Regions from separate parts of the Homo sapiens genome. Here region 2 is linked to region 1. A link is an interaction called in ENCODE POLR2A ChIA-PET data of the cell type or tissue named here. Cell type or tissue: IMR-90. All regions are shown on one strand.

What was found. ChIA-PET counts read pairs that join two places held together with the same protein. Peaks named below come from ENCODE experiments on the same cell type or tissue, not always from the same donor. Only the 100,000 strongest peaks of a DNase experiment are listed, where the experiment ranks them.
Region 2: POLR2A ChIA-PET joins it to region 1 with 8 read pairs; 3 of 35 experiments call an interaction of 5 or more read pairs at or near these places.

Annotation. Positions count from the first base shown.
Region 1 is chr18:2,419,932-2,422,431 of GRCh38, reverse strand. No RefSeq gene overlaps it. Among named protein-coding and RNA genes, the nearest start is that of METTL4, 150 kb to the left of the region's middle. In IMR-90, no CTCF peak of the experiment used is centred here; no DNase peak of the experiment used is centred here.
Region 2 is chr18:2,238,749-2,241,248 of GRCh38, reverse strand. No RefSeq gene overlaps it. Among named protein-coding and RNA genes, the nearest start is that of METTL4, 330 kb to the left of the region's middle. In IMR-90, no CTCF peak of the experiment used is centred here; a DNase peak (open chromatin) is centred at 1,128; H3K27ac peaks cover 180 bases.

The DNA.
Region 1 (2,500 bases):
GACCTTAAACATTACAAATGACTTTCATAGGGGAAAATATCAAGGATGGAAAGAAAGAATAATCCTATTTTGTTTTATTTCTCCTGATGGCAGTGTTGGAGGTATTTGCGTTGGTGTTGGGATGGGTGGTGTATGTGTGGGTATGTGTGAATATGCAAGAAGTAGGGCATAAATGTGCTGGACTGAAAGTAATGTTGAGCCTGTTAAAGATCGAGGGAAGAAGGATGGTAGAGCAAGGGTCAACAACTCCAATGCACTCGGTGCAGCTGCTAAGTTAAATGATGAAGGGTAAAAATGAAGGCTGTAATGACTGGTGTGGGCTGTGATTACTGAATGTGTGCATCCCCTGAAGGCATTCAAAGTCCATTTAAAAACAAAACAAACACCATGCAGACCAAGCAAGACAGCTGCATGGGCTCAAATCCGTCTTCTGCACTGGTGGCCAGCTTAGAATTCTGGGCAAAAGTTTAAGAAGTAGGGGCTCAGGAGGCAAACTGTCTAGATTCAGTACCTCTTAAACCTGATAAACGTGGCAAGTTATTTAGCATCTGAAAGCCTCATTTTCCTCACCTCTAGAATGTAGATAATAATAGTACTTACCTTTTGGGATTATTGGGAGGACATTGAGAGAATGCATATACATAACAACACACTTAACAGAATAGCTGGCACCTAGCAAGCATTGAATAAATATTTGTTGTGTGTGTATACATACACACACATAAATAGAAATATATAGAAATATATATACAAATGGCCATTTCCTCCTTCAAATAATCATCTGGGGAAACTATACACTTTTATAATAATGTCTTTGACAACAAATACTTTATTTGTTCATCTTTGTATCTCCCCATGTTGAAGAGACTTCAGAGCCTGTGGCATAGTCTTCTGAATGTATTTGATGGCAGCAAATGTCTTCTTTCAGAAAGTGGGAGGGGATTTGGATTTTGAAAAACATTAGGAGTCCTTTGCAGTGAAGACTGACGAGTAAGATAAATAATAAAATGGAGTGATACAATTTACAAAAATGAGTTAATAAAAGGGAAGAAGAATTTAGGCATAAAAGGATGTGCAGTATGGAGATGGGAACTCATTCAGAGAGAATAGGCCATAATTATTTTGCTGCTTTTCTAGCTCCCTGATATTTTTATTTTAGCACATCTTCTCCACATTTAAATGTTGGAGAACCCTGGGGCTCAGTAATCGAGCCTCTTCTCTCTATCTATCCTCACTCTCCCCCGGTGATCTCATGCCTTCTCATGGCTTTAACTACCTTTTTTTGCTTCACTCCTAAATTTATACTTTCAGTTAGCATTTTTCCTCTGGACTCTAAACTTACATATTCGACCACCCAGTTGACATCTCTACACTGATGTCTAATGAGCTCCTCAAATTTATGTCCAGAATGGAGCTTTTGCTATTCGGTACCCCCTTCCCAAATCAGCTTTCCCCGTTATTCTTCCTGACTCAGCTAATGGCAACTCTGTCCTCCTTGTTGTTCAAGGCAAAACCTGTGGTGTCATGCTTAATACCTCTTTTTCTCTCATACCTTGCGTGTGGCTCATCAGCATATTCTGTCTACTCTACCAGGTATCACCCCAGTTCTACCATCCCGGTCCAAACCACCGTCGTCTCTCCCCTGGATTTTTACAGCAGTTCATCCATCCTGTGCCTATGCTTGTCCTCTTTCTCAGCACCTCGCCACAGTGATCCTGTTCAAATGAAAGTCTGGTCATGTTACTGCTCTAAGGCTTCCCATCCGACTCAGTTGCAGTCCTTACTGACCTATGAAGCGGCTCTGCAAACTTGTCTCCCGTCCAACCTTTCTGGCTTCATTGCCTCTCTCCTCATTGACTCACACCTGCCACACTGGCCTCCTTCCTGTTCCCTGAACCCCACCAGGAGCTGCTACCTCAGGACCTATGCTCTTGTTACTTCCTGTCTGGAATGCTTGTCCCCTCTATATTTGCATGGCTACTTTTCTCACTTCCTTCAGGTCTTTACTTACAGTCACCTTCCCTGGCTGCCCTGTTTAGGAATTTTATTTCCTTTCCCCATATTTTCCTTCTGTGATTAATTTATTTATTTTTCCTTAGCAATTGCTTCTCTCTCTCTCTCTCTGTCTCTCTCTCCCTCCCCTCTCTCAAAAGTATAAGCTCTTTGAAGGCAGAAAATTTGTGTGTTTTGTTAACTATTGTATCTCTGGTGTCTTGAATATGCCTGGCCCATAGTGAACACTCAATAAATACGTGTTGAGTAAAGGAATACATGCATTCATTGCCTTTTCTGTTATCTATTTAAAAATAATGCAGCAACTGTGGACGATACAGGCAATGATTATAGTGGAGAAGGCACAGGACCAGGAATCCAGGCACTTGGATTCTACTTCCAGCTGTGCTACTCAGTAGCTTTGTAGTTTTTGGCCCGTGACTTTACCTCCACAAGCCTTGATTTCCTCATGTACAAAATGAGGCGGTTAAATGAGATATATAGATGA
Region 2 (2,500 bases), 180 kb after region 1:
GTTCCAGCTACTCAGGGGGCTGAGGTGGGAGGATCTCTCCAGCTCGGGAGTTGGAGGTTGCAGTGAGCTGAGATTGTGCCACTGCACTCCAGCCTGGGGGACAGGTATTGCAACCTTAGAGAATGACATGAACCTCTAGATTATTTAAGCATTTGTTAGTGTGTTTTTTCTTCTTTATGTGCATCTGAACTACATCACAGATGTTATTACTCTTTAAATAAAAAAGCGGGTTTTATTCCTCCAAGACTTTTATCAAAGGTCCAGAAACATCTTTGTTTTAGAGACAGAGATCAGCTACAAGGGAAGGTCTAAAATCAGGGTGTAATTAATAGTGAGCCAGCTGGAAACAATGTTTTCCAGGAAGGTAAATTCAACTCTAAGGATGCATTGGTGGAATCTCTCTGCAAGTAACCCTGAGGAAAGGAGAAGAAGGGAAGGGAAAATCACACAAGAAGCCTGGAAAGTGAGGAGGTAGTCTCAGATCAGATGCACTGTGGAGCCTATGTCTAGGTAAGGGCATAAGTGAGACCACGTGCATTCCTTTTCTTCCTACCATGGTGTGTTTGCCTTTATTTCTCGGGCTTAAGCAAGACTAGTGTGTATGTATTATTAGACTTTGATAAAATAGGTTGGCTTCTGTTTATTTTTCTTGCTGTTTATAGACTTGTGGCAGCAGCAGCTTATGGTGTTGATAAAGGACATATTTCTGTTTTTTCAAGTTTCTTTAAGGGATCAGGGCGGATGAGCTGTAGGCAACGTAATGCAGGCAGTGATGCCAAACAAGCATGGGCTGCCAACTCTAGTCTGGTTATTACGGAAATCAATTCCATTGAAAGATCAGAAAAGCTTTAAAACTGAGAGACAATTGTAGGATCACTGTTATAAAATACTGAGTTTGATTTGGTGGGAAATGGCATGCAGGGAATGAGGGATGGGAAAAGCAGACCAGCTCTCATTTCTCTTCTTTTTTGCTCTGTGTGTGTGTGTGTGTGTGTGTGTGTGTGTGTGTGTGTGTTTTAAATAATTAGGTCCAGAAGTTAAACAGTTAAACAAAACAAGAGAGAAAACGAATTGCAACAGTGGGTTTTCTGCCCTTCCTTCACCATTGGCAATTCTGTCTACCACAGCTGCAATGGCTGAATCATAGTTTGGGTTTTCTTTGTAGCTATTTTGCAGATGAATAATCAGGGTAATTTCCAGCATCCAGGAAACAATATATACAGTAAAAACAGGCCAATGTGTTTTTAAATTTTTCCCTCCAGCCCTCCTATCTCTGCCTTGGAAAAAAAATCCTATTCATGTAGAAACGATGTCTTTTCCTGTTATAATAGCATAGACTTTAGGTCCCTCTATCTTTGCTTTCTTTCAGAAGTGACTCTCCAGGGGAGCTAAAATCCATGTATTTGGGCACACACTTGAACAATATTGCTAGAGAAATTTAAGCAAGAGCACAAAGGTATGTGATTTTACAAGCTCTCAATGACTGTATGACTATATAGCTGATTCAAGTTTTTTTTTTTTTGAAAACCCAAGAGCCTGTTCCTTTTTCTTTTAAGTGTCCTTATGTTTTGAGTTTCCCCAAGAAAATGCCTTTTGTGGTTCCAAGTTTCTCATTTTTAATTCATTCTACTAAGTATTTATATAGTTCCAGGATATGCTGTCAGCATGAACATATCTTAGAATCCCTGATCCCCTCCCCTTTCTTACAAATGGAAGTTTTATTTGGGGATTTTTAGAAAAAACCTTTTCATGCAGATATTGCACATCCGATTCTTTTGATGCTTTGAAGAACTGTTCCTTGGGAAATGGACTCAGGATGCATCATTTCTGGGGGTGTGGGGAAGTTCCATTTGGAACCATGAGTTAATGAACAAGGGGACCAACCAGCTTTGAGGGAAGTAGTCCTAGTTGTTCTTTTGTGTGAGGATTGGTATAGTGCTTTTATCATCTGTGCCTTACAAAGTTTACAACAATCAATATTTTAAAACATCTTTACAGAAAATGAAACTGTGAACTCCTCATACTGCATCTGAGAGCTGATTTGGCATTTTATAAATAGGCATATGATGTCTAAATTACTTGTAATATAAACTAAGAGCATCCTCAGCATTGATGATGGTTGCATATGATCCAGAATTATAATGATGAATAATGCATTGGGTTTCATTGTTCTCTGTGATTGCCCACTTTGTTATGCAGGGACGGATTTCCACGACAGTGTCCCAGATTTGAATTGTACAGTTTTTTTTTTTTGTAGTAGCTTCCCCAGAATGATGTAAGCTCATTGGAAATATTCACAGAAATCCTTGCTCTCTGTGCTTCATGGAGATGCAATCTCAGAACTTTCTCCAAGGACTGGCTCATCAAGTATAATTTAACATGTCTTATGATCTGGATCGCCTGTTTTGCATGGATAGAGCTTGTCAAAGCACAAATCCTTGCATCCTTGATACATTTGAACAAATAATAATATTTTAGTCATTATTTGGAGAAGAACAAT